Linked DNA regions of Homo sapiens: regions 1, 3 and 4 are each linked to region 2. Evidence: read pairs that join two places in POLR2A ChIA-PET (ENCODE). Cell type or tissue: CD4-positive, alpha-beta T cell. All regions are shown on one strand. Region 1 overlaps RORA (RAR related orphan receptor A). Region 2 overlaps RORA (RAR related orphan receptor A). Region 3 overlaps RORA (RAR related orphan receptor A). Region 4 overlaps RORA (RAR related orphan receptor A).

Evidence for each region. Peaks named below come from ENCODE experiments on the same cell type or tissue, not always from the same donor. Only the 100,000 strongest peaks of a DNase experiment are listed, where the experiment ranks them.
Region 1: POLR2A ChIA-PET joins it to region 2 with 11 read pairs; 6 of 35 experiments call an interaction of 5 or more read pairs at or near these places.
Region 3: POLR2A ChIA-PET joins it to region 2 with 28 read pairs; 5 of 35 experiments call an interaction of 5 or more read pairs at or near these places.
Region 4: POLR2A ChIA-PET joins it to region 2 with 15 read pairs; 6 of 35 experiments call an interaction of 5 or more read pairs at or near these places.

What each region holds. Positions count from the first base shown.
Region 1 is chr15:60,701,133-60,709,132 of GRCh38, forward strand. All of the region lies in intron 1 of RORA (RAR related orphan receptor A), which reads right to left. Among named protein-coding and RNA genes, the nearest start is that of RORA-AS2, 24 kb to the left of the region's middle. In CD4-positive, alpha-beta T cell, no CTCF peak of the experiment used is centred here; DNase peaks (open chromatin) are centred at 3,209 and 3,799; H3K27ac peaks cover 1,888 bases.
Region 2 is chr15:60,840,379-60,848,378 of GRCh38, forward strand. The region is part of intron 1 of RORA (RAR related orphan receptor A); the gene reads right to left. LOC124903500 (a long non-coding RNA gene) reads right to left here. Exons shown (of 2, transcript XR_007064666.1): 2 at 7,373-8,000. Among named protein-coding and RNA genes, the nearest start is that of RORA-AS4, 81 kb to the left of the region's middle. In CD4-positive, alpha-beta T cell, no CTCF peak of the experiment used is centred here; DNase peaks (open chromatin) are centred at 93, 603, 933 and 4,273; H3K4me3 peaks cover 2,720 bases; H3K27ac peaks cover 3,823 bases.
Region 3 is chr15:60,716,257-60,724,256 of GRCh38, forward strand. The region is part of intron 1 of RORA (RAR related orphan receptor A); the gene reads right to left. Among named protein-coding and RNA genes, the nearest start is that of RORA-AS2, 39 kb to the left of the region's middle. RefSeq lists enhancers at 4,264-4,313, 4,354-4,403, 4,874-4,963, 4,994-5,103. In CD4-positive, alpha-beta T cell, no CTCF peak of the experiment used is centred here; DNase peaks (open chromatin) are centred at 4,055 and 4,715; H3K4me3 peaks cover 1,039 bases; H3K27ac peaks cover 4,117 bases.
Region 4 is chr15:60,783,812-60,791,811 of GRCh38, forward strand. The region is part of intron 1 of RORA (RAR related orphan receptor A); the gene reads right to left. Among named protein-coding and RNA genes, the nearest start is that of RORA-AS4, 24 kb to the left of the region's middle. RefSeq lists enhancers at 4,380-4,880, 4,881-5,381. In CD4-positive, alpha-beta T cell, CTCF peaks have their summits at 4,085 and 4,287; DNase peaks (open chromatin) are centred at 4,140 and 4,770; H3K27ac peaks cover 1,492 bases.

The DNA.
Region 1 (8,000 bases), 140 kb before region 2:
CTTCCCTCTCAAAGAATATAGAACATCACTCCTTCCAATTAAGTACACGGACAATATCTTTTATCTCTTGATCCTAAGCCCCTGCCATTGTGTCTGGCACATAATAGCTTCTTGGAAAATATCTCTTGAATATTTGCTGAATGAATCAAATGTGCCTTCAGGAAAGGTACAGCTTTATGCAAACACCTTAGCTTCCTAGAAGTAGTGTAAAAAAAGCTTCACATGGGCAAGAACCACCATGGATCAAAGGGGACTGAAGAAGTTAGGAGAAGTTTATGGAGGAAGTGAGTCAGTATCTCACAGGATCTCACAGAGAAACTTCTAACTGGGGATTCAGTTTCTCTCAATTTAGTGTCCGGTGAACAAAGGATTTGGAACTCACCGACGTACTGCCTCTGCTCTCCCCTGTAACTGTGAGAATGCATTCACTAGCTCAATCACTCACCGCAATATTTATCCATCACCTACCACATGCAGAACTCTGACAATGCCCAGGCCCTCCACCCGCAGCACAGGCTCCGGGGAGTGCCCTGTCCCCGACTCGGTCTGCTGTGATTTTTCCTGCCCTTGTCCTTGCGGGCCCATGCTGTTTCTATAGGAGAGAGAGGAACGGTGCTCCTCTCCTTCCGTATTGCAAACATGCTCACCAGTGACCTCAGAAGTCTGGAGGGAAGAGTGATGAGGCAGTGTTTTAAAAGGGCTGTGAGGTTATCAGAGCCTGTTACATCAGTCTTTGACTCTTCAAAGGCCTGGAATACTGTAAGACAACAGCAACTTCTCATAAAGGTCACATTTCTGTAATTCCCTCTTAGACCCTCCCGAGGAACGCTTAATTGATCAACTAACATGCAGGAAATGCTCTAAAAGGCAGTTTTCACAAACTGGTGGAGGATAAAGACAAGATCTTTCTGAGAGAGGTAGTTTAGGATTATAGCTGAGAGCACAGGCAGATGATGGAGTTTGAGGCTGGGATCAGTGCTTACCAGCGGTGGAACATTGGGCAAGTCACTTACCCTCTCAAAGCCTCGGCTTTCTCTTCTGTGAAACTGAAATAATGATGGTACTCTTCTCATAGGGTTGTAATTCGGCTTCAATGATCTTTTCTTTTTTTGAGACAGAGTCTCGCTCTGTCACCCAGGCTGGAGTGCAGTGGTGCGATCTAGGCTCTCTGCAACCTCAACCTCTGCCTCCTGGGTTGATGCGATTCTCCTGCCTCAGCCTCCCGAGTAGCTGGGATTACAGGCACGAGCCACCATGCCTGGCTAATTTTTGTATTTTCAGTAGAGATGGGGTTTTGCCGTGTTGGCCAGGCTGGACTGGAACTCCTGACCTCAAGTGATCCGCCCGCCTCGGCCTCCCAAAGTGCTGGGATTACAGGCGTGAGCCACCGCGCCTGGCCAGTTTCAAGGATCTTATGTCTGCAAACCATCAAGCAATGACCAGTGTGGAATGAACTCCTTCAAGGGTATGTGAATAACCTTAGGAAGTCACATCACTTATAAGCCAGTATTAATATTAATGTTACCTAGCTTGGAAAATTTTACAAGGATTAACTGAAACAATGCATGTGCAAGTGGTTGTCACATGGTAGGTCCTAAAAACGGTAGTTCCTTAAGATTACTGGCATGAGATTTTTCTATGATGCTATGTTTAAAACTTCATTCTTGAAGGCTGACTTTAACTCGGTTTGTTTGGGAGGAAGCCCTCTCCTTCCATGGTCACCTTGTGTGGAATGGGCCTTTTCCCTCTTGCCATTTTCATTCAAAATATCTGTGGCAGTGCTGCGGAATATTCCAATACGTCCCCTTGACCTCTATCCATAAACAGCCTTTCTCACAATGAGATGTTCCGAGTTTAGGAGCCTTGCTATTTTCAACAAAGAATTAATTGCAAAGTAATTAAGTTTAGAGCAAGGGAATAGATGAACCCTGTCTATCATAAAGGAACAGTGTGGATGGTGACATAATGGAGCAAGGAGACGATGCTTCAGATTAACACACACACACACACACACACACACACACACACACAATCTCTTTTCTAAAGCACACAAAGAAACCTCCCATCACATATATTGACAAGATAAATCTAAGCTGCTTAAAGAAGCACTTAATTTTGTTCTCATTAAGTCGCAGGGTTAAGGGCTTTACCCTCAACGCCCATGGAAGCAATGTTAGGTTTTCACCTTGGAAAGTTCTCTGAGGCCCTAAGTCCATTGACAAATATAGCACTAAGATGTGTTACAGAAAATTGCATCTGAAAGCCAGTTGCTTTGCTGGCCTCATTCCCACTTGGCTCTGTGTTCTTCAATGAACATAGAACGCACAGAGAACACCAGAGGGGCACACGTGTTCATCCCTCTGCCTTAATGCACACAAATTATGATCATCCCACTGTCTGATCAGCAGTGGATCTAAGGTGGGAGGGTGTGCAGCTTAGATGGGGACAGTCACAAGCCGGTTTTACTACTAGAGCTAGGAGGCTTAATCTTCTTAATAGCGATTAAGTTGATGCCACCCTAACATTTTCTCTGGTTATTTCAGGGACTGAGAAGGTGCCAGCTCACATCACACATCCTTTCTGATGATATGAATGGAGAAGTCTATGTCATAATTTAAGGTGCATTCTTACACATCCTGTGTTCTGATTAGAGCAATATATTGCCAGATACCTCATCTTTGCACCTGAAAACACAGTACCTGGGATTTAAGAAATATTTGAGCACTTGAAAGGAAGAAAGAAAAAAAAAAAGGAAAGAAGGGAAGGAAGAAGGTCTAGAAGGACACATACCAAAAATTTAACTGTGATTGTATCTAGTAATTTTCTTCCTTTCTACTTTTATGTCTTTTCCATAATTGTTATAGTGAGTATTGTTTTACTTTTATGACGGGTACAATAAAATGAACTTGATTTTGATCATTTACTAAAACTGCTTTCAAAAAACATCAATTCTAATACAACGTGCTTTAAAAGTCTTCATTACCCTCAAGGAATTTTACCTCTGACTCTAGGCAACACAGCCGTGACAAAAATGCGCCACTCCAAGCTTCAATAGACGAAGTCTAAAGTTAAGGTTTCTCCCGAGGTGTTTACATCTCGGCTCTTCTCTGGTGCTTTTTCATGGTTTGGTTTGGAGGTGAGTTGTAGGAGGGGCCACACCGGCATGCGGTTGCAAGGAGAGAAGGGTGTTGCTGCCCTCCCGGCATCACACCCATCCTAAGAGCAAACACAACCCACAAACTTGGGTGTCATACTGCCTGGGTGGCTCCCCAAAGGTGCTGGAGGCACACTCCTAGAGGGTGGGGCCGAGGAAGCTGAGATGCAAAAAAAATAAAAACAATGGCCAGGGCTCTGTTGGGCAAGGTTTTCTGTTGTCTTCTTTCTTCTTGCCCCTACTGTTCACAGTATTTGGCTAGGTTTTGCTTAAATCTTTCAGAGAGGAGTGTTAACCTCCCAAAATGAAATAAAATATAAAAGGAAATAAAATAAAAGCTTGAAAAAGATGACCAGGAATGCCATAGAAAGAACGTAGAGATAGAACTAAAGTTTAGGGTACTTCAAATGCGTAATCTAGGTCGGACGGGCACTGATTCACAGAATACTATATTAGAGACCCTCACAGCAAGCCTTGTTGGTTATTGATTCAGTTCCAGACCATGGTTACCTTTCGGTATTGTACAATATTGGCTTGAAGTGCTCCACGTTTGCACCCCTGACTCATATTGCTCTGGATGGTAAATGAGCTTGCACACGACATCACATTGCTCCCCACTCTGACCTACATTATGTTTTGCTGTGAATGAGTTTAATGGATTAACATCTGATTGGCATGAGCTTCCACGTGTGACTGCCGAGGGTTGGCAATGCTTTTCGTGAGCCCACAGAGGCATTGCAGACGTTTGCTCTGAGTTTTCGTCTCGAAAATTTTGCTTTGTGTTTTGTTTTGCTTTCCTCCTAGTAAGAGTATCGTTCTCATTATGACATTTTTGTGCCAGAAAAAAAAAAAGAAAGAAAAAGTGAGCAGTTCCCTACCTACACAATGAAAAACCTAGGTGGTTTTTATTGTTATCCAAAACACAGGGCATGCTGAACTGGTTTCATTTGAAGGCAGGGCTTGTATTAAATGCCAAATAAGGAATTTTTACACAATGTGGAAAATGAGGCAAATACAAAATGAATATTGGGTTGAGTTTTCCCTGAAATTTCTGTGGACTGGAGTTTGGATTTAAAATTTTCCACTCATAACTTACATTATCAATTTGTAGACTATCACCACAAGTATGTGCATAATGATGACCCTGTGATTTCTGAACAGTTACTTAACTACAATGGGATTTAATCAAAGGATTCAACAATTGTAGGGGCAAAAGGCCGTAAAATGAACAAACTTAGAACTGTAGAGCTGTCTTTACTATGCAATTATGATAAAGGTCGAGACAAGGCCATTTTCTAAAAGCAGAGAGGTGATTGTAGTGTCTATTTTCTTTGGTAACTAAGACCTTAAAAACAAGCTTCTGAAGTTATGGTTAGAATTAGAAATCCATCCCATTCCCTTCACCAACCAACCAACTGACATTTTTTTATTATTAAAATTTTTTAAAATATATATTCTGTTCTATAGACTGTAAGAATTAGGAAAACTGGGAGATAATTTCTCTAAAGGGAAGTATAATCTATTTGCTTAATGATCCTACAAGGAGCTAATAAGTATCATCTCTCTTAGAAATAATAATACTTTGCTTTTATATAGAATCTTTCTCCAAGGAGTGCAAAGTATATTACAGATAATATCTAATTAATCCTCTTAGGGTCCCCAGGTGAAAGGGAAGTGGCAGGTATTATGAAGGTTCATTGGCACCATCAGCATGTCTCAGGTGAGGAAATGGAGCTATAGAAAGCACGGTAAAAAGGGCACACGCATAGTTATTTAGGCTAGATCTGCGTGACCTCAAAGCACCGAATCCACCCATTGACAAGAAGAATCAATTGAGTTTGAGCAAAAAAACAGGATCGTTTGACTGAATGCTTTGCCTTTTCCACCAGCTGGGCTCATGTAGCATGAGTTTTAGTAGGTTTGCCAGTGAAAGAACCCACATTACCTGACTTCCAGCCTGGTGGCTTCTTCAGAAGGACAGCATGGGTAGTACGGATTGCTTCAGTTTCCCATTTGCTGCTTGACACAGCACCCTCAAGCAGCACATCAGCCATGTGGCTGTGGTTTGGTTTCTCATTGTCCTTTTACGTTTGGTTGCCTGGAGTCTGTCCATTGTTCTCTGCAAAGTGGGTCTGTATGGGGTATTTTGGGGGTGGGGCATGAAGGAAGGTAGTATGGTAAGAAAGGGGCAGGGGATTGAATAATCTGTTTTGGTAGCTTCTATCTGTTGAAGCAATAGGAGATACACTACAAGTCTACATCTTTTGTATCAAGATAAATCACAACCTGAGTCTTGAGAGAGGGAAGTATTTGTCCTGCTGCAAGTGCTGCTCCATTTCACTTTTAAACATTCCATGGGCCAAATTCAGCTTCCCATTGTCACAAATCCTCTCTGGAGACAGAAGCCCATACCACTGTCTTGATCAATACCTGATGAACAGGAAGAGAGTGCTTCTGCAAAGAGGGAGCAAACCTTAAAATAAAAGCCGAAGTAGCACTTCCTAAGCTTGAAACTCTTCCACTGACAAGCTCTCTGCAGAGTTGGGGCTCAGCTAAAATTACCTCCCAAAAAGGAAAAAGCCTCCAAGAGAAAATTCAGTCAAATTAACAAACTAGTTGCCTCTGATGTGAACTACATTTTTGACAGGTTGAGATAATAAATAGTTTCTGATTCTTACTTACCTAGCTCAGGAGAAGTTGATAGTGGTTTTACAAGAGAAAGACACTAATAATGTCACTTGTTGTGCAAATGGAGGCATACAACATGCTCTGAGGGAAGATACCACTTTTTCCAATGTTGGAACTCAACAAGTCCATCCGATGGCCCTCAATTGGCCACTGGAATCTGTAACCGTTGGTTTGCCACTAGACAGGTGAGCATCTACTGAAGCTTCTCAGAATGGAAAAGCTTCCATTCTGGCTGTTGCGAAGAGAAGAAATCTCACCCAGTCCCCTGAATTCACTCTAGCCTGCTCTCTGACTCTAGCTTGCCCCTCATACAAGTACGAATATTTCCCTTTAAGCATCCATGGTCATCTATTTCTTTATTTTATTTATTTATTTATTTATTTATTTATTTATTTATTTATTTATTTGAGATGGAGTCTTGCTCTGTCACCCAGGCTGGAGTGCAATGGCGTGATCTCGGCTCACTGCAAGCTCCGCCTCCCGGGTTCACGCCATTCTCCTGCCTCAGCCTCCCGAGTAGCTGGGTCTACAGGTGCCCGCCACCACGCCTGGCTAATTTTTTGTATTTTTAGTAGAGATGGGGTTTCACCGTGTTAGCCAGGATGGTCTCGATCTCCTGACCTCGTGATCTGTCCGCCTCGGCCTCCCAAAGTGCTGGGATTACAGGCGTGAGCCACCGCACCTGGCCCACGGTCATCTATTTCTTGAAGCCACTCAACTGGTCCTTAAGTCCACCCACTGACATAAATCCTCTTTTAATAACCTCGTTGACCTCTTCCTCTCCCACAGCTCTTCTCTGTTTCCATGAAGTTCCCATTTGTGTCCAGTTCTTGGCTGGTACACTGGCCATCCTCCAGCCTGGAATATCACCCTACTCTCTAAGTTTAGCCTCTCCCCTTATTTAATACTGGGGCACATACTAAGTTCTTCCAGATCTGCTTCTCATCCTGTTCCTCTCAGCCACCCTGTAGGATTTGTATAGAACACATTGTATACATACTTGAGTTCATGTTTACCACCCATTTGCAGGCCTTTTTTGTGGATGTATGCTCAGCCTCTCCTTCCAAACTAACTGTCACCTCCTTGGACTGAGGCTTAGAGTTTAGGGTTTTCAGGATAGAGAGCTTATCTGTTAGGTCCTTTGAACCGCTCCCTAGCATTCTGGCAATAGAGGAGCCCTCTGTATTATTCGTGTTGATAGCCCAACTAGGACTCTCCTAGGTACCTATCTTCTTTTTTAAAACAAAATGTAGCCTGACCAACATGGTGAAACCCTGTCTCTACTAAAAATACAAAAATTAGCTGGGCTTGGTGGTGTGTGCCTGTAGTCCCACCTACTTGGGAGGCTGAGACAGGAGAATCGCTTGAATCCAGGAGGCGGAGGTTGCAATGAGCCGAGATGGCACCACCGCACTCCAGCCTGGGCAACAGAGACTCCGTCTCAAAAAAAAAAAAAAAGGAAAAAAAAATGTTACCAACATCACATCCAAGTGGCATTCAACTCTGGCTTGCATTAGAAGTTGAGTTCTTTGTCATTTTATGCCTGTATGTGTGTCCCAGGGTGGGTGGGAGAAACACTTACAAATAGCTTCTATTGAATAAAGGGCTATGAAGGAATTTTCCATAACACTTGCACAAAAATTATTGCATTTAACTCCCCAGGCTCTTCATAGAAATCCTAACATCTTCCCCTCCCTCCCAAGCCTTTTCAGTTCCCTACACTTTCCCCCCAACCCTGTTCCCAGGGTATAGCGGCAATAGAGCAGCTAAGTCTGTTTGGTATTCAGTTAGAATTATTTATATATCAGAGCTCAGGCTTGTTTATGCAGTAGAATGCTGAAAAGGAAGTGAATCAGATCTATTCCCTAACAGAGCATCCAGGGGTCAGGGTGAAAACAAATACTGATGATAAGGTAAAATCCATGTTCTACAGTCAGCTTTATTATGAACCTCAAATACCACAGCCACGCAGGACCAAGGCCTTGATGTAGTGCCTGCATAGCTAGCAAAGAATACGTGAGCAGCTAGTCATTCCTATCCTAGGGAAGCTCCTGAGCCCATGAGCATGGGGAAAATCCCAGAGGCCTTCAGGAAACCATTGATTTTCCATCCCTTCCTCCAGGCCTACACATCCCAAAACTTATATCAGAAAGATCCG
Region 2 (8,000 bases):
CAAAATTCCCCAGGTTCTTAGGCAAGATTTGATTCAGATCTGTGGCTGTGAAGCCAGGCCTTTTGCCCTTAACCAGAAGTCTCCAGACAATGGATTTGCAGCCATGACTCATAGAACCCTGTCCCCACTCTCACCAGCAGAGGCTTGGCTCTGGGAAAGATGGTTCAGGACTCTGGACCTCAGGAGTCCCATTTAGAAAAGAATCAAGAGAGTGAGATGTTTGCTCAGCTGCCTTTTCCCTCCAGAGAGGGACACTGCATGTGTCCCGCCACTGCTAGGCTGAAGGAGGAGAAGAGCGAATGAGCTCTGTGTTCACAGCACATCTTCTTACCCAGCCTCTCTGGACATCCCAGGAATGGGGGGCTTAGCTTCTGGTTTGTGACAAGGGGAGGATGCCTTCATTATCCCCTAATCCTGTCTCCGTGGCCCGGCAGCCTGACTGACAAAGCATCCTGCCTGGCACTGTGGCAACTGCCATCGAAGCCTGACCAGCTGGAGCCCAGGCGATAGTTTTTCGAAAGCTGTTACCCAAAAAAAGCAACACTGAGTTGGGTGTAGAGATAACTATCTCTGCTGTCACACCACACGGGGAGGGAGGGTAGCGACAATACCACCTCCTTCCTCGACAACGATACCTTACGGAAGCCAGAGAAATTTAGGCATTGAAAGTAAAAACATTCAGCGTACTTACCAAATGTTGACTGACTCCCCGTGAGCATTTTTTCAGCAGAGAGCTGAGGGAAACAACTTTTTCTTGTTTTCTCTCCACGCCATCCCACAGCTGACACAGCTTGGAGAAAGAACACACACCCATAGACTGCAAACACTTCTCAGGTGGCTGTGAACCCTCTCGGGGCCTCAGGCACTACAAGGTGCCCTCCCTGACCTCCTGGGTATGAAACACAGAGGAATCTAGGGCTGAGTGATTGTGTGCTACCAAAGAGAAAGAGAGAGGAAGCAAAGCCACAATTTGGATCGTCCTGTGGCTGCCGCGGCCACAGCCATCCAACCAGCAGCTCGCCTGGCAGTGCCTACTGGCAATGGGCTCTCTCTGTCTCTCTCTCCCTTTCTGTGGCTCTTTCTTGTTTTCTCTCTCCCTCTCTCTCTCTCCTTTCTTGGGGGCTGTATTGGTTCTGGAGAAGGAGGCCCCTGCCATTGCTTCTGACATTGCACAGGAAAGGAAGAGTAAAAATGCTATTGAGAAAGACCTGGTTTTTCTGTTTTTCCTGGAGGGATTCCTCCCTCGCAAAGGGAGTGGATTAGAAATGATGGAATAATTCGAAGGCCACAAGTGGACAGGTGGAGCCAACACCCCTCCACACACCTGGTCAGTCCATTTTCTGCCCTCGTTCTCTCCTCCCCGTCATGATGTTGTGCTCCGCCCTTTATCTCCTTTTTTTTGGTTGTCACAGTTTCAGCTCATTGTCACTTGTGAGGAAAGTAGAAACCATCCACTGTATCTGGTGTAAAACAGCCTCAAACCTTTTTGAGAAAAGCAGGATACAAATGAATCAATGTGCCAAGCAGTGCCCTTGGGGGCGTGGGACCTGGGTCCAGTGATCCCAGATGGTGGCCTTCCCCCAGGAGAGAGAACAGCACTGTCTCTCCTCCCCTCGCACTACAGTTTGGGTCACTGCCATCACGGATGCCTTCTCAAAACATATCTTTGACCCCTTCTTCCTTCTCTGTGGTTGCCAAGCTGACCCATCCCTTGCTCCTCAGCCATCTTCCTTTCTAAAGTTCACGAATTTGTGTTTTCCACCCCCTTCCCTTCTCTACCACCCCAGGGCCGTCGTCCACTTTGCTTGGATACTGACAGAGCCTCCTTGCCAACATTCCTCCTTTCTCCCCAAACTGATGACAGGTGAAGATTTCCCCAAACAGCAATTTATTTAATATCATCCCTGCAGGAATATCTTCCTTGGCTGCCCATGGGCTGCAGGATAAAGTCCAAATACCTAGTCTCAGCAAACAGAAACTTCTACATCTTGACCCTAACTTACTGTTCAAAGCATTAATCATAATAGATATTTTCAAAGCTACCATTTATGATTTATGGGCCACTTAGTACACATCAGATACAGCGTTAAGCATTGCTTCCTGAGTTAGTTCTCACAAGAGTCCTACATGAAGTTTCATTACTTGCACTTTCCATTTTCAGGCCTGTAGAGATGAAGCAGCTTCAGAAGGCTGACAGTGGGTCAGTGGTCAGTGGTGAGCATTGGACTGCAGATCTTATGATGTCAAAACCCATGCTCTTGACCCCTTCACTGCCCCTTCTACCTGAACGGATGCCCTGTGCTGCTGTCACACCCCTCCCCCGACCCTCCACACAGGTCCTGGGCTGTCATGGTCACCCCCTCCCAAACCCAAACTGGTGCCTGGGGCAGAGGAGCTCTAAGAAGTCCTCAATCCATATGAGCTGAAAGTTCTCAGCCTTCAAAGTAGAAGATCGGGTGGATAAAGAAGACACGCAGCCCAGGAAGCTTCAAGTAGATGGGCAGTGAGTGCCAGCCCGCCACATCTGCTGAGTGAGAGTGGGTGGTGGAAGAGCTGGGGCTGGCTGTATTCATTTGAAACGTGGGCTCTTTCTCTGCATCCTGCAGCAGCCTCTTTCTCTGTCCACCCTTCTCGTTCACCCACCACACCCCTCGTGAAACTCCATTCCTAAGGTAATTCTCCAAATGTCCAAACCCAAGATCTACTCAGCCAAGAAGCTGGGTTCTGCCGCTCTCCCTCCCCCTGCTGTTCTGCTGCAAGGAAATGGAAGAAGGAACAACCTCGCTGGGCCACTTGGTGATTTGTTTTTTCCTTGCTCAAAGCACAAACATGCACAAATCTCAGAGTCCCCATGTTAAGCAGAGACGCTCCCTGGTCAGTCTCCTGCACTCTAACTTCCTAAAAATTAAAGAGTCAAGGCAGAATCAGACACGGTAGAAGGGAGAAAAGGCCTCTTAGTAGCCATAAAGTCCAGGTACCTCATTTTACAGGTGAGGACATCGGAGCCTGGAGAGAAATAACTTGTCCAAGGTCATTCAGTATCAGAGTGGTAGAGCCCACACAGTTCCCAAGGCCTTTTCTCCCAGGCGGAGAGCTCTTTCCCTCTCCCTGTGATGTGGCTGCTGCAGCCACACAAACCAACTGTTCTTGTTACACGTGTCATGGTCAAATGTCCACTAGCTGCCCAAGGGCAAGATGAGTTACAAGAGCAATTCTTCCCATGACTTTACAGTTGTCAGGAGGGGTCAAGGACGCTTTCAAGATTCACACTCTGACCGTGGCAAGCCAGGTTCTCGGAGGGTTAAATGACTGATGAAAAGAAAGCCAAAGGCTGAGTCAGAACCAGGGACAGAACGGCTGGCACAGCCCTGTCTTGCTGGGGAAGGCAAAGTTCTCCATTTTGGCAAGGTCCGTGAATGTCTCTTTTTGCTTTTCCTGGGTCTCTGGTGCACTTGTTGGATTGAATCTTAAAGCATACCCTGAATGCTAAACATCTCAGGATAATGCACTAAGTCCTTCCTCAGCTGGGCTGGCCCATCTTTCTACAGCCTCACCCTAATATACCTACTCTGCTCAGGGCACAGGAAACATAGCCCACACTTTCACATCTTCATTTACTTTTTTTTTGGTTATTCTCTCCACCAGGAATATCTTCCCCTCTTTAACTGGCAAACCTGCACTTGACTTTGAGGATGGAGTTTAAATGCCTGCTCCTTTTCATAGCCTCCTCTGGCTCTTCTCTCCTAGTCCCCTCACTTGTCTTCCCAGAGAACTCTGTTCCTGGCACCTCTCTGCCCTTCCTGAGTTGAATTCTAGCTATTTGTTAACATGTTTTCTCCTATGGCTGTCCTGAGGCTCTCTCAAGGACAGTGACTCAGTCATATTCATCTTTGTACCCTGGGTTGTCAGCTCAGTTACTGGGACACAGAGGGAACAAAAGAATTACTACTTTAAACTACACAGAAATGCATCTACTTAAGGAAAACTTTGCTCCAAGTTCCCAAATGGAAAAGCCAATGAAGGAGTTGTTGTTGTTGTTGTTGTCGTTTGCCCCTAAGAGTATAGCAAAGGCCCCCAACCAGCCAGTTTTCATTCTGAATGGTAAAGTGTCATTTTACAAGCTGCTGCCACGAGCAAGCCTCCACGCATGTCGAATGCACACTTGTATGCATGCACACACACATAGGAGCTAGAAGGAGCTGGTTGCTCTATGGCAAGAAGCAGCAAAGAAGATAAGATCACCATACTGCAAAGGAAGGTAAGCCACGTGATGATGTGGGTAACCCCAGGCACAGATGATACCCTCAGCGAGGCCCAGCTTAAATCTAACCACATCAACTTTTCATGAAACAGACATGAAAAAGTAAGACTAAGACAATTACAAAAAAGGTGGTTTAATGCCTTCTTGCCTCGATGGTATCAAAGCTATTGGCTCCAGGGCTACACTTGGGGAAACAATTCTTTGAGATAAGGAGATGAACTATCTGCTCAAAAGAATGTGCAGGAAGCCAAGGTAACTGGGCAACACATAATGAAACGGTTTGTGGCCAATGAGCCGTCTAAACAAAAATATCCCTGGTAGGCATCAGTTGTATAAGTGAAGGAAACCAAACCCACCCTTGTTTCAAAGTGAAGACTTTGTGGGTGCCAGTGTGTGAGTGTGTGTGTGTGTGTCCTCACTAAATATTATAGTTAAAGTGAAATTCACAAGTCCTCCAGCTGTGGCTGACACTGGTATAAAATGAAAAGGTTGAGAAGGTGAGACTAGTTGTCATACAGCAACCTTGAAGTGCCTTTCCGGGTGGCACTGCCTGCTATGTGAAGGCTCATTTGCTGAATGACCATCACTACGTCAACACAAATTGAGATCTCAGCATTGATTTATCGGTGTGTGTCCCAGAAAGACACACTGCATTTCAGCATCACGGTATTCTGATGTAGTTAGGTTCTGAATTCTCTGAGCCACAGACGATGGTATGTTTCTCCTCTCTGAAGCTCTGCTAATGCCTCGTCCCTATTTCCCTGAAATATGGTTTCCCCCATCAGTTTTCAACCTTTTCGTTTCCCCAGGCAATCTTTTGATGATTCTTTAAGGTCCCCAGATCCACAGAATGTGACAGCTGGGATGAGCTTCCGGGGGTGCCGATTGGAAGCTTTACAGGCTCTAAAACTTGCTACTGAATCTCAGCTCTGGCATTAGTCGGTGTTCTTTGATTTCAGGTAAGTCACACAACCTAAATCTCAGCTTTCTCATTTATAAATTGGGACTAACAGAACCCATCTTCTAGTTGAGTTTGCTTTAGAAATATATGAGTTAATTCGCATTAAAGTACTTAGCACAATTATACACCTCAGTATGTGAAGCCATTTTTTTGTTTGCTTGTTTGAGATGGAGTCTTGCTCTGTCGCCCAGGCTGCAGTGCAGTGGTGCGATCTCCGCTCACTGCAACCTCCGCCTCCCGGGTTCACACCATTCTCCTACCTCAGCTTCCCGAGTAGCAGGGACTACAGGTGCCTGCCACCACACCCGGCTAATTTTTGTATTTTTAGTAGAGACGGGGTTTCACCTTGTTAGCCAGGATGGTCTCAATCTCCTGACCTCGTGATCCGCTCCCCTCGGGCTCCCAAAGTGCTGGGATTACAGGCGTGAGCCACCGCGCCCAGCTGTGAAGCTATTTTTATTACCACCACCAGCATGATCCCTTCAGACCCTCTTAATCTTGAGGTCCAGAGAGATAAAGTAACTTGTCCTAGGGAAATGAATCTTGGTTGAGACAATAACTATTGTCTCTGCTATACAATGATTAAACCAAAGATAGCAGCAATCGTAAGTGGCTGTCAGGGCTCAGGTCTACTCGCTTCCAGGTCAGAACCACATTGGTGCCCGTACTGTGATTTATCATTGCATACTTATTTTTTTCAGAGTGTAGCACTTGATAGGTACTGTATAAATATTTATTAATCAGCTGATTGCAAAGATCACTGCTGATTTTCAAAGCAACAGGTTTCTCTATCGTAACTGCTTCTCCTCCACACTATCACGTCCTTATAATTTCAGAACACCCATCTAGGAAGGACTCATACTAATGTGTTATCAGAGGGAAACATTCCACCCCTTTTTGGAATGCAGATATAGATTGCTCCAGATTTCAGGAACACTAATTAGAGCCACTGGTAATTTGACTGAAGCGCTAAAGCACCAAAGCACTCACAGAAGGCACCTTTGTACTCACACATTAGAGCTTTTGTCACTACATATCAAAAATGGTCAAGCTGCCTTTTGATGGTACCCGCAGGCTGGATGACAGGGTCAAGATGCCAGCCCACCAAATCCATCATCGGAAAGAAACTCGGGGCCAGCCCATCTCCTAAAAGCTGAGTATGTTGCACAGATTGCTGGTTCTAAATAGGATATTCTAATAAACATTGCTATTGTTTTTATTGTCTTGTGCAGTATCGAATATGCTTCTCACATACTAGACTTTATGCAAAACCACCATGACCTAAATGTTTAATTCAGATCTTTATTTTCTGTTTCATAACCCCTTTTAATATCACTGTAAAAATCTAAATGGATATACATGATGCTCTTTTGGTACCAAGCTTTTTGGGCTATACTTTTATGGTTAATATCAGGGTCACAGCAAGAGCTCAAGAGAGCATGGGTATAGCTTAAAAGTGCCTGGAATATACTTCTTGTCCTAGCAATTGATACCCTCTCATTGCTTCATTGAATTTTTCCTGTTCTTAACCTCTGCCCTTGTTTTCAGTAATATTAGTATAATGAGTTGAATAAATGGCCCTATCTATAAAGAAATGGGAAAAAAATCGGGCTTTGGCTGAAACTCCCTTGAGGATTAAAGGTATAAGGGTGAACGCAGAGGTGAACTTAGATATCTATGAAATAAACAGAGACAGGGTGTTTCTCGGAGGTTGCAGCCAGGCAAGAGTCTAATCAGAGTCTGTGGCTGAACCTCATCAGCTTCACCAGAGGACACATCCTTTCTAGAATCTCCTGTTCCATCCCCTACTTCCTGTGGCCTACTCAGAACCTCTGGAATTGGGGATGGCTGATGGGAGTGACAGGTGGCCCATATGTTCCGTGACAATGCACTGTTCATTGCTTTTCTGAACACCTTTGAGTAGACTTTGCACTGGATTCTGAGAACAGTGCCTAGACATGTACTATCCAAAAGTAGCCACCAACCATATGTAGCTGTCGAGCACTTGAAATATGGCCAGTCCAAATTGAGGTATGCTTCAAGCATAAAACCCACACTAGATATTGAAGATGTGGTACAAAAATGAATATAAAATATCGTATTAATAAGTTTTCCATATTGATACCACGTTGAAATGATAATACTTTGGATAGATTGGGTAAAGATAAAATGTTTTATTAAGGTTAATTTCAGCTGTTTCCTTTTACTTCTTAACATGTGGCTACTAGAACATCTAAACTGACAAATCTGATTACATTGTATTTCTACCAGACAGCACTGCTCTAAACAACTGCCAGAGAAACTGTCTTCATCCATGTACAAGTTAGCCCAGTGAGAACACAACTCTCCAGCCCTCTGCCCACGTTCCACTGCACTCAGAATGAAATCTGCGCTCCTTCTCTGGCTCCCGCAATGCAGAGGGACCTGGGCCCTGCCTCCCCCTCCAGCCCCCGCTTGCTGCTCACTTCAGTCATGCTGGCATTTTCCTCAGAATCTGCAGGCTTCTGCCAGGTCCAGGATCTTTGCAGCCTGTCCCCCTCATCTGTTTTTGTCGTGTGGGTCTCCTCTCAAGTGGCAGCTCCTGGGAGAAGCCTTCCCTCACCTCCTGTGGTAGGAAGAATAATGGCCCCCAAAGATGTCACCTCCTAATCCCTGGAACCTGTGAATATGCTACCTTACATGGCAAAAGAGACTCAAAGGAGGAAGAATTTTGAGATGGGGAGATGATCCTGGGTTATCCATGTGGGCCCCATATGATCACAAGAGTCCTCATAAGGG
Region 3 (8,000 bases), 120 kb before region 2:
TTTATGGCTAGGATGGTAGACTTCTGTGAGGTGCCATATTCCCTGTGAATCTTCCCCTCCTTCAGAGATACCGCCTTTTGTATCATCTTTCTTCCTTCTCTTCTGAATGCACTTGCAGTTGCAAACCTAAAGGAGACAGCCTGTTGCACTGGTCCAGGGAGAAAAGCATGCAAACTTGGGTTTGAATTTCATCAATACCACTTACAGGCCAGGTAATTCTCTCTGAGCCACATCTGTAATATGGAGCTAAGATACTGTGGTGTGATCATATATATTGGTTTTCATCCACAGTCCCTGGCTCATAACTCCCATATCCTTTGTTACAGTCTTGTTATAATGTTGATTGTGTGAGGCCTCAGGGACAGGTCTCTGATCTTCTCCTGCCCTACAGTCACCTGCCCCAAAGCAGGACTCTACTCTTTCCCCACCTTTCTGATTGTAGGTTTTAAGACCCTCCTCAGAGAGAGTCCCACCCTATACTCTGAAGAGAGATAATGCTGATATCATGACGCTTCCATAAAAACCCAGGAGGGCTGGGTTCAGAGCTGAATATGTGGAGGTTCCTGGAGAATGGTGCCCCAGGGAGGGCATGGAAGCTCCGTTCCCCTTCCCCCATACTTAACCCTAAACATCTCCTCATCTGTATCCTTTGCAATATCCTCTATAATAAACTGGTAAACATGTTTTCCTGAGTTCTTTAGACTACTTCAGCAAATTAATTGAACCCAAAGAGAGGGTGGTGGGACCCTCAACTTAAAGCTGGTTGGCCAGACGTTCTGGAGGCCTGGACTTGCAACTCGTGTCTGAAAGCATGGGGGGCAGTTGTGGGAACTGAGCCTTCAACCTGTGGGATCTGACAATATCTCCAGGTAAACAGTGTTAGAATTGAATGGAAGGGTACCCAGATGGTGTCTGTTACTTGGTGTGTGGGAAAAACTCCCACGCATGTGGTCACAGAAGTCTTCTGTGTTGATTATTGTTGTGGTGGTATGTATGCAGAGGGAAAACTCAGTTTCTGAGAATTTTTCCCAAAGTGGAAATCCACCCCTGAGCTTGTTATGGTAGATAAATGAGAGAATGTACAGCACCCAGAACAGTGCCTTGTACGCAACCATTCAACAAACAGCAGCACCCTCTTCTCTTTCTTTTCAAGTATCATGCCCCAAGTCAGTTCTTCATCCATGGTCCCAGCAGGAAAGACTTGAGGGCATAGCTTGTAATACCTATAGCATGTAATAAAAGTCCTATGGCACTGGCAGTTAGAAGGCAAGGTACAATCTTCCTTTCTTGGCAGTAAGTTATAAAACCTTTATCATGTTTTTTTGTCTTCTGTCATCACTCCTAAATTGGTATATTTGGCATTGTCATTAATTAACTAACACATTTTACTGAGCCCCTATTATGTGCCAGACAATAAATAAAAAATACAGATGAAATCTCCAAATGCAACCAGCTCCCAGATTAGCTAGAGTTTAGGTAGAAAAACTCTGGATAATTGATTAATAAGGTCACATCTTCTTCTTTCTTTTTTCTTTTTCTCTTTTTTTTTTTTTTTTTTTTTGAGACATTGTCTTGTTCTGTCACCCAGGCTGGAATGCAAAGATGTGAACTCTGCTCACTGCAACCTCCACCCTCAGGGTTCAAGCGATTGTCCTGCCTCAGCCTCCTGAGTAGCTGGAATTACAGGCATGCAGCACCATGCCAGCTAATTTTTGTATTTTTAGTAGAGACAGGGTTTCACCATGTTGGCCAGGCTAGTCTCGAACTCCCGACCTCAAGTGATCCACCCACCTTGGCCTCGCACTGGGATTACAGGCACATTGCATTTTCATTCTAAGATTTGGTGTTCTACGGATAGGACCTTCGTAACAGCAAAGTTATGTCACTATGGTACAGTTGGCATAATAAAATTAGTTCAACATATAGGCAAAAGAAATGATGGTCTGGACATCACTGGGCAGAGTTTTTATTCTTCTAAGTTCATCAGTTACTGGTAGAAGGATCGTGCTAGAATGCTCAAGTTTCCCATCTCATCCCTGATGCTGCATTCAGAAGCAAACACCACACCTGCCAACATTCTAAAGGTGGTTTTCTTGTTGGGGAATTCAAAGTGAAGGTGACAGCAGAGAGTTAAAGACATTCACTTAGAAAATGGTCACTCCTCACTTTTAAAAATGAGTCCGGTAAATGAAAAAACGTTAGATTTACAAATTGAATAGAAAAAACACTCTATAAGAAGGTTTTCTGGCTAAATGAATGAAAGGTATCCGTCTGTGGTTTAATCACATTCGATTGAATAACGGTTGTTAGCTAAATTTGACTTTCCTGTCAAAATTGTCACCATGTTGCAAACTGACTTTAAAAGACTAACTAGAGCCAGAGTGGAGTAGTGAGAAATTAATACACAAAGCTCGGGTAACAAGGAATTCATCTAACCATCCATGTCTTGACCTCTTTCTAACCCAAAGTACAAAACTTGGCAGGAAGCAGATGAGGAAGTCATTAATATGTGGAAAAGGATCTCTCAAAGGCACATCAAGACCCTGTGCCTTTCACTGATGAAAATCAAAAGGAATTGTACAAATATTTACCACAAGAAAATAATTCTAAAAGGTGAAGGATTTCCACAATTGACACAGAGCTCTGTATTACTACCTAGGCAAAGTTTCTGGTTAGTACAGGCTCCCGTGCCGTTCTGAAAGTGAGGTGTAGAGGTCAGAGTTCAAGGACTGGCCTTGAGCTCTTTAAAAAGATAATCAATCAGCTTTGTGTGTGTGTGTGGGGGGGGTGTGTGTGTGTGTGGCATTTCTAGTTAAAGATGCAAAAGGCCTGATGAAAACTGTTTGGGTCTTTACTTGATCAAATCAACTGTAAATTTGAATATGGACTCAATATTATATAACATTAAAGAATTATTAATTTTCTTTTGGTTTGATCATGGCATTATAGTTATATAAACATATTTAAAAATATATACAGTGAAGTATTTAGTGTTGAGATGACATGATGTCTGAGATTTTCATTAAAATACTTCGGCAAAATAAAAAAATGTGTGTGTGTGTGTTAGCAGGAGGGGTAAGTGAAACAACGATGGTAAAATGTTGATGGTCATTGAAGCTGAATGATGGGTTCACTGGAGCACTGCACTTTCTCTCAACTTGAGTATTTTTGGAAATTTTCACAATAAAAGATTAAAAATCCAAAACCACAAAATATAGGGTTTCTTAAAAAGCACTAAAAATAGTTTACACAACAATACTGACTCTTGCCGTGAAATGCAGAGAATAGGTGCAAAAACCCGAGAGCAGTAATTAATGGCCAATCTTATGTGCATTCCTTTAAGCACAAGCAGCTGTCATAAACATCTTAATTTAAAGAGTTGGGGTTTGGGGAATCATGGCACTGCAAAAAGCTACGTCCTGCTGCTGCTCCACAGAACTGGTACATATCAGACCCTTAAATTTTTAAACACAGCTTTCATGTTTTTGAGAGCTGAAAAACCTTTGAAAAGTCAGCTTGTTAGGAAATTCACCTTGCAGACTCCTACTTCAAGGGTTGGTGGAGGTGCTTGGGTACCGGAAAAATTGATTTTGGGATGGGGGTGGAGGTTCACAGGTAAACATGTTGTGTGCTTCAGAAGAAGCTAGCTTGCTCTAAATATACGGGGCGTAGCTACATTGCAGTGTTGCCTTTCAGCAATGCAAAATATACCACCTGGCTAGAGAGGTATTTCAAGTCTACAAAGCCCCACCTCCCAGCCTTTATTGTTCCTTTTCCAGTCTTTGTCATAAAATAGAAAGAGGCGGCATTTTGAAGACGGAAGAAGCACTAAACAGGAAGCAGGAGCCTAAAATCGAGTTTCTCATACTGCTGTGTGTTACTGTAAACACTAGGCCATGACCTGCCCTAGGTGCTTCTTCTGTGACATAGGATCAGCATCTCACACCCATGAAGGTCTCTTGAGTCCCTTAAGGCCTAACACACCTGAATACATGGGCTGTGATACGGGAGCTAGCCTGATGCCTCCATTCACCCCACAAGATGTAGTCCTCGCCCTGACGGCAAGACGGCATGCGAGAGTCCTATTTGGGTTGTAAAGTTTAATGCGAGCAGAAAGAGGCAGACGATAGCTAACATAATCTAAGTTAACCATTGAAAAACCCAGACTGTCCAATAAAAATACTGGAACGAACCCAGTCACCTTTTATCAAGGGTACATTTAACCATCCTCATTGGTGGCTACTTCCATTCATGGTCACGCCCTTCCCTCTTGCCTCAGGAACTCAGTATTTGTGTGTAAATAAGGACGTGTTGTGGTATTCTGGGTGCTGATGGTTCCCCAGGAACTTAGGGACACCTGTGTGCAGGGCTGCACTTGACAAGAAACAAAGTTGCCGGCAGCACAGGACAAGGCCTCCTATTAATTTCTCGAATCGATCCTGGCAGTGATTATCTGGTCCAGGAAAGAACAGGTCTTTGTTCATAGCACCAGATTTGAATTTTTTAAAACAACACTCTCTATTGCCCGTAAGAATGACTAATAACGGGCGGCTGTAATTTCCCAGAGTTTGTGGGTATGACTTCTTCAGCTTTCCTTGCATTTGAATTTGCCATATTTCGACTGGGGGCTTCCTAGGGCTTTCAAGCACAATGTAACCAAAACCCCCAGCCAGCTCTCGGTTCAGCCTGGAGAACTTTGTGGTACTCTCGAACTTACTACTTCCTGCCCCCACACCTGAGAGTCTCCCCGCACACTGTTTTCCCTGCATCATCCACCATCAATCAAACAAACAGAGAAACACAGAAACCTCAGTTCTCAAGTGCAATCAATACAACCTCCTTTCCTGGGGTAACGATGCCTTCGTTTTAAAGGTCATGGAATGAGTCAGGGGCAGAAGAGAGAAACAGAGGCCGTGGGTTCTTTGACTAAACATCTCGCAGAGAGATCGGTGGATCCACAAAAATGACCTCATTAAGCTGCACCAATTGCCGGGCGGGGAGAGCAGTCCAAATTAACAAAAAATCAGAGTGATCAGAAAACAGTTTTGTTATTTTACACATGGTCTCAAGAGCTAGACAAATAAATTTGCCTAGTGTATGTTCTAAGTCACAAATAGATAAGAGGAAATTGAAACCACAATAGCCAAGCACCTCCCTGAGGAGACCAAGGCTGGGCTTCCATTACAATAATATTCTTATTTATGTTTTCTCATGCACATTATTTAAGTATATATTTATTTACTCATACAGACCAGATTTGTTGAGTACTGCTATGTGGAATTCACAGTATGAAGTGCCGTGGGGCAGGCAGACCTGGGTACCCTCAAAGAACTTGGTAAATAGCTATTTCTTAACTGCTAGTAAACAAGTTTCTCTTCTAGTAAGAAAAAATAATGGCTGGAAAACTTATTTACACCTTCAATACACAAGGCTATTTTGCACAAACCAGATATAGGAAACATTTATATATGGAGCTTTTCTAAAACAGATAAAATCAGGGCTCAGTCTTCTTTATGAAAACAAAAAGTAAAACACTTTGCAATTTGAGCAAAGATTATTTCTGCAGAGGGTCATCTCTAGTAAGAGGTGCCTGCTCCTCAGACCAAGTCTGTCTCTTTCAGGGCCATTCCTTACTGGATGGTGACTCATTTTACTCAAGGACTCGCCCTAGACGGCGTGCAACCAACCCTTTAGAAACACATCAATTGTTTAAACAAACTATGCCTGTATTCATTTGCTTAGCAAATCATTTTGTCACAGATTTAGCCCAGCCAGAGTCTAAATGATCACAATTACTGAAACTATACCAATACCTTTTCTACTGAAAACCTATCAAAGAAATAACATCAGTTCACATTATCATTATTGATTCCTGCCCTTTTCTCCCTTAACTCCATTCTCTTCCCTTTCAGTTTGTTATTTATTTTCTTATGTTCTGAATTTCAAGAAGACTTCCATGTGTTGTCAACATATGGTACATCATTCACATAAGTACATAAAATTCTCTATATGTCATTAAAGAACTGAGCTTGTGTTCCAGTGAGTGAAACTGAAGAGGAAATAAAATCACAAAGATAACCCCACAAATTAAGGTGCAGCTAAAATAGCAGCACCCTTCCCCCATCACTCACTGCACTATTTCTTAGAACTTTTATCTTTACATATGTACAAATAAACAGAGTGTTTCTGTTCTGCCTTATTTGTGTAGAGGACTTACGTGCAGCTCTCTGACCTTCCTCTGGCTCTGATTAGCCCCTGAGGGACGTGGATCACCCACATGCAACAGGCTGCTGACACCAGCAGAAAGCTGTCTTTCAGAACAATCAAGAGTCCCACCTAAGGACATCATGTCCACCTGCTCTTCTCTGGTTCAGCTGACTTCCCTGGACTTGCTTTCTTGTTGCCCTGATCTGTGCTCCGTGCCAGATCTCACAAACAAGGCTGGACTCTGCTTATTCCTGGCCAGTCTTGTCCTGTAGTCATCCAAGAAAAATACTGGAAAGGAGGACCACAACCTTGGCCAGTGGAGACCCTGTCATTCTGATGAACATTTCTAACACAAGATGTGAAGACCCTCCTTCCCATTTCTCATCCTTCCCTCTCCACGTCTCACAAACACCAAGTCTATTTCCCAGAGAAGTGGTCAGGGTGCAGTGAGTCAGGCAGCCAAAGTAATCCTGCAGGTGAGCATGTTGCCACTGACCCTTGAGTTTAACTTCTTACCAGATCTCTGCAAAGATAGAAAAAAACTAGCTTGCAAGAAACCCCAGCTCTCTGGATGATCTGTCCTTAGGCTGCTGAGATTTTCAAGGGTGTGCAGACAGTTGAACTTCACTTATTTTCAATAATTATAAAAATACATAAGAATTTTATGTATTATTTAAATGATACATAGGGACTCCTTATCCAAGAAAGATATTGTCAAAACTAGATTTTATAAAAAGGCTAACCATTATACATAAATAAATGGCTTAACATATAAAGTTTTATTTTAGCAATAGCAGCTACCCTTAGTTTCGATGCGCATATAGGTTGAAAAAGGTTTGCTGAAAGAGAAAAATAGACTGTTTATCATCTCAAAACTGGTTGAGATTGACAAATGTGATCCTATCAAAACCATTCCCCCCCCCACTCACATAAAATGGCCATGTTCTTTGAAAATTTGTGGAAAATTACTTTTTTTTTTGAAAATTATTCCCCTCAGGGCACATAAGGCGCAGGGAAAAAGCAAAGGAGAAACTAAGTTAAACTAGTTGAGTACTTTCTCAGTGTAATGATTTGAAACATCAAATCCCCCTAAATAAAATAAACAATAGATTATCTGCAAATAATCCTCCCTGGAGGTTTTCACACTAAAACAAATATGGAATAAACTCATGAGACTTTATCAGAGTCACAGTTAGGACTCTAGCCAGGAGTACACACAACTCCATCCATCCATCCTGCCATCCACACATCCATTTATTCATCTATTCAAATAACAAATCAAGAAGTATTTATTGAGTGCTTACTACATGCAAGATCTTGCTCTTGGGGCTTGGAGGCTACAAGAAGGACCAAGGCAAGCTCTCAATCCACAAGGAGGGTGAGAGAAAGGAAAAAGTTTGGAGTATGTGCAGTTGTGTAGAGGTTTCTTCAGTGCACCAGAGACAAGATGGATCTGTGTGGCACGGTCAACACTGTAGCCCTTGACCTTATCTTAGAGAAACTAAGTGCTTGAGGTAAAGATGTTAATTCCCTTAAGGCTTAGCAAATGTACCAAATCTGATAGTGTGCAATCTGTATACTGACTTTACCTCTGGCTTCATGTTATGATTCCTACCTTTGTTTTCTTTCCACCCGGATTTATTCATGAATTTTTATCTTGGATACTCTATGTGGTATTATAAGCCACCTCAAATCCTCTTGGGAAATAAAGGGGTCTAAATTCTTAAAGGATAAATACAATTACCCTGCTAGATCACTAACAATGATAACAAGGATGGTAATTCTTATTATCA
Region 4 (8,000 bases), 57 kb before region 2:
GGGTTTCAGAACCTTTCAGATCAACAACCTGTCTGTTAGCCACCCTGAAATGAAGGAAACCCAGATCCATGTGGCTAATCATCTTTTCAAGACTGGCAAAGAAGAGAATTTGTACGCATGATAATAAACCATTCCCACAATTAGTTTAACACAATGATTTCTGGTCAAACCTAGGGGAGCCATCCCTCCTTTACATCAACGGCTTCCACATGCTGGTCAGTAAACAGTATGGGCAGGCCCATGCTTTGGTTCTCACTGGTCTGTATCTAACTGGGGAAAATAAGGATAACATAATAAGTTTCCACGAAGCTAAATATATTCAAAGGAGAGAATTATTCCTTACTCTAAGATAATGTCCTTTCTATTTTTTCAGTCCCCAAAGTCCACTTTTTAGGGGAAAGATGACAAAAAATAGATGGAGTTATTTTGTTGTTGTTGTTGTTCATGTTATTCCTTTGCAGTAAAATATAGGGACCCTGTATTGGCCTCCCCAAATGTTACTGAAATCATACTGCTTCATTAAGCACATTAACCTTGGATCTTCCATTCAATGGGGGAGATGGAGATTCTGGACATTCCAATTGGGTCACTCCAAACTGTGTGGCAAAAAGTTCTGGTCCTGCTGGCATTTCAAACTGTGCTGCACAACCATTATAGAGCTTTGATTCCATCACTGTGTCTGTCTGTCTACCCTACCTGGCTGTGAGCATCTTTGCCCAGGAACCACTGCCTGATTCACCCTTCTGTTTCTGGTGACTAGCCCAGCACTGAGTGTACTGTTGTTAGACTGAATCCATAGTTGGATGTACAATATGGGTGAAATGCAAAGAACAGCTGTAAAATTGAAGAGAAAGCTTTCAGTGTTGGTTCAGAAGACCTAATTAGCATCCTGGTTCTGCTATTTAACAGCTGTATGACTTGAGCAGTGACTCTCTCTCATACTAATTTCTTTTCTTTAAAGTAGAAAACCAACCTAACCTCTATAAAGTAGAAATGTCGCCTATGCCCTTCACCAGTATCCTAGCTGTGTCCTTGTGTGAAGGGTCATGTGAAAGTGCCTATACATACATGTTAATTTCATTCATTTCTCTCCATTTTATTCCCTGACCAGATGCTTCTCATATTTAGATGTCACCCCTGTCCCAGCCCTGGCGAGAGGAAATTACAAAGCAAAAAGCCAGATCCCCCAACCCAAGGATGTGGAAGTCCAGAGGCAGCTGTCAGCATGCTTCAATTAAAGACAAAATCAAATACAAGCAGCATCCGTTTGCATTTACTCACGATTATTGTGTTTGACAAGATAACCTGTACCCACTTGTACATTCATTACAGAGCTTCTGAAATGATTTTTCTTTGTCTGTGAACATAGGAATTTTTAATGAACAGTTTCAGTGTCTGGTTTCATGCACTCGAAAAGTAAACATCAGTGAGCATCTTTCTAACAGGCTTGATCCATGCCCTCAGATGGTCTACCAGGAGGCAGACTTGTGTGGGTTTGAAACTTTCTTCCTGAGGTCACTGATGGAAACAAAGAAGGAGAAACTTTCAGCATCCCCTTTCCAGTGATAAACATTTTAAATAAATGAATAGGTAAACAGAGAAGGGATCTCAATTTTAATTGCTAGTAAGTGAGGCATAAAAAGGAAAAGAGAGAGTTGTAACTGCCAGGACAATCTCATGCATTCTTTTGAACAGATTCATCTACAAATGAATGTGGCACAAGGAAATGTCAGGTGTTCTGCAAGCAGTAGCTCAGGAAGCTCAAGTCAGGTCTCTCGTCTGTCCCTCCAGCTAGCTACATCTCACATCATGCTTCCTCACGTTTCAGGGCTGCAGCCTCGGTAGCCTTCACCCAGTTCCTCAAATACATAATCCTTCCTCTATCCACAGGACCTTTGCATATCACACTCCCTTTGTCTGGTTCAGTCCTATTCATGTTTCCGATCATCGCTTCCTCGGGGAAGCATTCCTCCCCTCCATATTGAGGCTAAAGTATTTCCAGGGGACAAATCCTTCATTGCGTTTGTCACTGTTGTTGTTTTACATTGATTTGGTGGCAATCTGACAAGCTCTGTCTCCTGCAGAAGACTGTATGCTCCGCACAACAGGGCCTGTGTCTCTGTTCTCCATCTCATCTCTGGCACCTCACAAGGTTGGTACTCAGTATAACTATTTGTTAGGCACTAAATGAATGGAATGAATGGATCCCTGACAAATAACTTCACCAAAATCTTTTATTAAAGACTTGCCTTTGCAAGGAACCCTGTGGAATACGCCAAAAGACATGGTTCCAGGCCTCTGGGGGCTTCATCAGCTGTAGATGTCATGTTTATACATACACGACATCACTACGGTTGAGAGTTGGGCTGTATCAGTGTACAGGAGTGCTCTGGATAGGATGTTCTACCTTGGACAAGCCACTAAATACATCTGTCCCTCCATTTCCCCATTGATCAAATGGTGACAATATCAGTGTGCTCCTTGTTGAAAGGTCAGGGGATAAAACAAGATAACAGAAACAAAAATGCCTCAAAAAGATAAATATTACTAATACCTTTTACCTAAAAGTATCCACCTCCTTAACCAACTCTACAAAGAGTCTTGAGCCTCGCTAGAGAAACACGATGGAAGCTACTCTCTTTGTGAGATGCACCTTGCACAGCAGGAGTGGGCTGGGCCAAGTTGGGGGCACAGTCCAGGCAGGTGGGAAGACAGAGATGGGGCTACTCTAGAGAGCTAAAGGACACCAACCTTCTGCCACCAGGGCCAGCCAGGGTTGACAGTGGATCACGTGGCCTCCCTGAAATAGGGCTACTGAGCAGCTTCGTGATGCACAGAGACCCAGGGGAAAGGAGCAAAGGGCCAGATCCTGCTGCAAAACACACTGCCCATCTGCCCTGAGGTCTGTCATTCCTCCAGTGGTCCTTGGGCCCTGTCTTGCCTGGGACTGGCAAACAAACAGGAGGCCTCCTCCCTCCCTGATGCTCACCCGACTGGATCCACACCTCACTCAGCAACAGCTGTGCGAGTGCAGGTAAAGTCTTTCTGGAGTCTCAGCTCGTGATAGGCATTTAGCAACCTTCCCAGCGGAGGTGTGGAGCAGACGAATGATCACAGAGTGAGAACCATGGCTTTTCTCAGGGTCAGTGTCTCAGGAACCATGGGGTGGTGTGTGAGTGGAATCTTGTCAGTGTTTTGTGAAGATACCTAAGACTTTCAGTCTATAGCTCTGAGAATGTCATCCCATTTTACAAATGAGAAACAGAGAGGTTAATAAGCAAATCTACAGCAAGTCATTTAATGCTGCAAAGGTGTAGTCCATGGAAAGAGATCTAACAGGAAAACTCAAGAGAAATGCTGGGGAGCGCCATGGGGCCAACAGAACAGAAGGCCCTGTTACTGCTCAAGCAGCTGCCACCAAGCCTGCGAGCTCAAGGATGCTGGGCTGGCTGAGGGACAGATGTGGCAGGCATGCACGCGATTCAACAATGCAACAGTCCCTTTCTTGTTTGTTTGGAAAGGTTGTACCCGCCTCGAATGCTAGCAGCAATCACGAAGGAGCCACTAACTGTGGCATTTCTTCACAACATTTCCCCTGCAACTGCGGTCAAGGTGGAGGGATGGCCACAACCAGTCATCTTTTCTGAGTGTTCCTCTGCAAGGGGTGGAGTGGGGACAGCATACGTTAGTGGGCTAAGAATTTGCTTATCTAACAGAAATACAGCTTAACTAACCAAGGGATACATACAATTGTTCTTACAAATTCTGCAACCCATACTGAGCACTTATAAAGGCCAGGCCCTGTGAGAGATACTGAAAATGCAAAGCTGAATAAGGCACCTTGACTGCTTTCAAGGAGATCTTTCCTAATTGGCTAGGAGAGGATATAACCCAAAATTTACAGCTGCCTTTTGGCAAGCCTATCACTGCAATCTACAAGGTGCTATGAGAACTTCAGGGAAGGAGAAACTCTGTGGGAAGAGCCTAGGAAACCTTCCCCAAACAAGGCATTGAGGAAAGAGTGGAAGTTCATCAGGCATCAGAAAAACCATTCATTCATGTATTAACATTCAACAAATACTTAAGAAGTATTGATTGTGCTGGGCACCCTTGTGGCTGCTGGGGATACTGCAGTGGGTGAAACAGCCCAGTTCCTACCCTCATGGAGCTAAGTCTGGTGGCAGTGATAGGCACACAAATAGTGAATCACAAACTTGGAGAGGTCTATGAAGGAGAAGTACAAGGTGTCTGAAAAGTATCTATCTGGGGAGCTGATCATGTCTGAGAGGCAGAAGAAGCTTCGGTGGGGATGTGACATTTGAGCCGAGACAGGAAGGATGCTGAAAGCAGGGGTAGGCTGAAATTTCCGGGCTGAGTGAGCATCATGTGCATTCATCCACTCCACTGACATTTATGAAGAACATGTTGTTGCACCAGGGTCCCTGATGATGCACAAGACACATCTCTGACCTCAAGGAGCACACAGTCGAGTGGGGAGACAGATGATTGCAATAGAATGTGCTAAGTTCATGGCTGGTGGGGTGGGGAATGCTTTCCCATTAGAGGGAACAGTGTGTGCAAAGGCCAGGAACGCACAGCTCAAGACATTTTAGTGGGAAGTTAAGGGTTCCAAACTCCCCTCGATTGACTGCTATGTGACGTGTGCTTGACCTATCATCTTTCTTTTTCTTGCTTAAGAACGAAACTCCTTTCTCTACTAATCACGGTGTTGCTGCACCAAGAAGAAGCCGCCTCAGCAAATGCTGACGCATGCATTTTGCAGTGAGCTGGAAGTGCCTGGCCTAGCTTGGCCTGTGCCTCCCTCCTTTCCTCCCCAGGCAGGATCCACACAGTCATCAGCACCACGGGGCTGATTGCTTAAAGAAGGCACCCTCCCTGCCTCATTGCTCCAAGCTGGCCTCAGCCCAGGTACCTCAGCCACACCCACGGCCCATCCAAACCTGCTGTCTGAGGGTCAGAGCCCCCTTCCATGAGAAAGCCCCTGTCCCGCTTAATAACATTTTCTCTCTGCCTGTCTAATTAACTCCGTCACTGTATCTGCAGTCAGATAAAATGCTCATTTCACACCACATTAATTTTTATCAGCTGAACATTAAGCAACACAAAGCTATCTATGCTTGGTTTAATTTACATACTGACAGACCTACAAAGCGTTACCCACAGTGGCTGCGAAGCAAATAAGCAGAACTGGCATCAAACAAGGCTCTTCAAAATGAAATATTGATTTGCAAGGCTGACAGTAAAGAAGGGTTGGAGGGCTATGGGAGAAGAAGCAAGGAATAGAAGAGTGATTTTTCCTTGAAGAACAATTATTGATGTTGTCACCAGTAGGCCTCCCAAAGGCCAAACAGAGGAGCCAGCTGAGGCCAGGATCCCAAGGATCAGGTGTTCCCAAGGAACACAGCCCCACAGTCCATACTGCTCCCTGGAAAAGGACTCTCTTCATCCTGGCATCAGAGGCCATCCCAGCCCGAAGGAAAATGCCCTCAAACAGCAAAGTATTTTAATCACATACACAAACACTTAATATATCTTGCTTCTGTAACTTTGCTCAAGCTGTTTCTCTAGAAGAGTCTTCCTTCTATTCCATGGCCAAACTCAAGCACCACCTCTTCCAGGAAGACTTCCCTGGACACCCTGCTTCCTTACAAATGTGTTGCCAGAATTCCCAGCACTGGGTCTGCATTGCACCGACTATCCATACCGTTTCTTGATAATCTATATGTATGTTTCTTTATCCCACTTGTTGTGAGCTCTTTCAGGGACAGATCTAGGTTTGGGGCAGCTGAAGTTTAAGCAAGTTAGGGGATTTTCTTTAAGAAGAAAGAATTGTAAAATATCTAACTTTTGCAAATATTACAGAAACCTATAACCATGAAAATAAATTACTAGGGGCATTCTCAGGGCTTTAGGAGAGGCCGGTGCAAATGAAGGGTCCTGAAGTTTAAGTTTTATCAGCTTTGAAGTGGGTCTACTTCTGGTCTCTTGAGTGCAATTCCTTGCTTGTAACAAGCATTCAATAAATATAGGCAGCATGAATTAAATGAATAAAGAAAAAGGAACTACTTTGGGGTGCCCAGTCTGTGATAGGCACAGCCAAATAACTTTGGGAAGGATATTCTCCTCTAAGCAGCACAGCAGCCTATAGATGATACAACCGATAAGTGTTGAAGCCAGAATTGATTTCCAAGACTCACCTTCCTCCATCTGAGAACCTATGACCCAAGAGAAAAAGAAGCAATACCCCAAGTGAAAAGACAAGTGGCTCACACAGGTTAAGTCTTTAGACTTTAGAGGTCTTAGCACTCATAATTTCACCCAGACCAGTGGTTCTTCCACTTTTGTGAGCATCTAAATCACCTGACTCACTTATTCCATGGCAGATTCTCTGACCTGCAAACCAGAGAGTCGAATTTCTCATGTCTGTATAATTGGAGTGGAGCCTGAGAATTTGTATTTTAAATGTGTCCACTCACAATCTTGGTGCAGGTTTTCGAAGACTACACTTTGAGAAACCTTAACTCAACTACAAATGTTGATGTTGAAGGGAAGTGCACCAGGAGAATTAATTGGGTGAGCGCTGATGGAGAGGCTAGTGGAAAGCTGTATTTCCTTCAAGAAGCTGGGATGTGACTTTAACATGGTGTGGCACCATGGCCTCAGGAAGACTGGGGACTGACAGAGAATGGAAACTGCAAGTCTAGAACCTGATGAGTAAGAAGGCTGTATACATATTTTAAAGTGCCTAGGCAAGCCACCAGTTTGAGAACATTCCTCGTCTTTGTGTGACTTTCAACCTGCAGATGTTTTCAACTGAGTCCCCCATGAAGGAGAGGAGCTGAAGACCTTCTCCTACCACAGGGGCCAATGCTGGCTGAGTATTCTGCTTTGCTATGTTAAGAATTTCAAGAGGTAGCTCCTGGATATGTAATGCACAGCGCTCTTGTCCTGGTTATATATGGCTTCTCATGAAGAAAACTTCTGGCCTAGCTTCAATTTCACAATTATGCATGCTGGGGCTTGTAGGTACCAGATGGTTCCAGGGTTACCACAGGTATTTTCCTTTCAACACCATCATGGTAACGTTTTTCTCTTCAGAAATGTCTATGACCTTCAGAGGCCCTAGAAACGCCCCCCCATTGCCCCCCCAAAAAGCTTCAAAATCCAGGACTGTCTATTGTTTCATTGTCTTTTGCTTGTTTGGTGGTGTTTATTGGGAAGAAAATGCAATAGATGCTTTGGTATCAAAAAGTCTGGCTCTTTTAGAATCAAACGTACATAAAACTGATTGTAGAACGAGCCCAGGCTGATGTCATGGGCTCTGAGTTCAGGCCTGATTCAGTTACTACTTGGGCAAGTCACTTAACTTCCCTAGGTCATCTCATCTGTGATATAGACTTGATAATATTAGTTCTGCCTCCCAGAGCTGTGTTAACGGAGACAAAGTGTTTTGAAATATCTAAATATAAATGTAAGGGCTATTGGCTTTTGGTCATAATCTACTAACCCCTTACAGATAACAGTTAAGTTATCTACACACAATAATTTTTAAAAACCATTTTCAAGGCAATGGAATGCAGTCAAAAGTCCAACAGGAACTGGAAGGGAGTCTGTCCCCTGAAACATGAACCTTCACCAAGTAAAATTTATGAATTTGTGGGGTTTTGTCTGGGAGCACTCCCAAGTTAGCTTTCAGCTCTGGATAGCTTGAACTGTCAGAGAAATAAGTCAGAAAAGGAACAAGAACATAAGGGGAGAAATTCTGGAAAGGTGGGAACTGCAGAGGCAGCAAGCTGCAAAATCTATGTACAAAATCTGCCCAATCCTCGGCTGGCTGCAAAAATATATGTGCATGAGGGAGACTCCAAGGGACCCAATACGAAGAAGCAGCTGGAAGCTAAAAGAACAGAAAAGTGACTTTATCTGCTGTCGACCGCAGGAACAACAGAGCTGGAATTTGAGTCCAGGCAAGTCGAGTG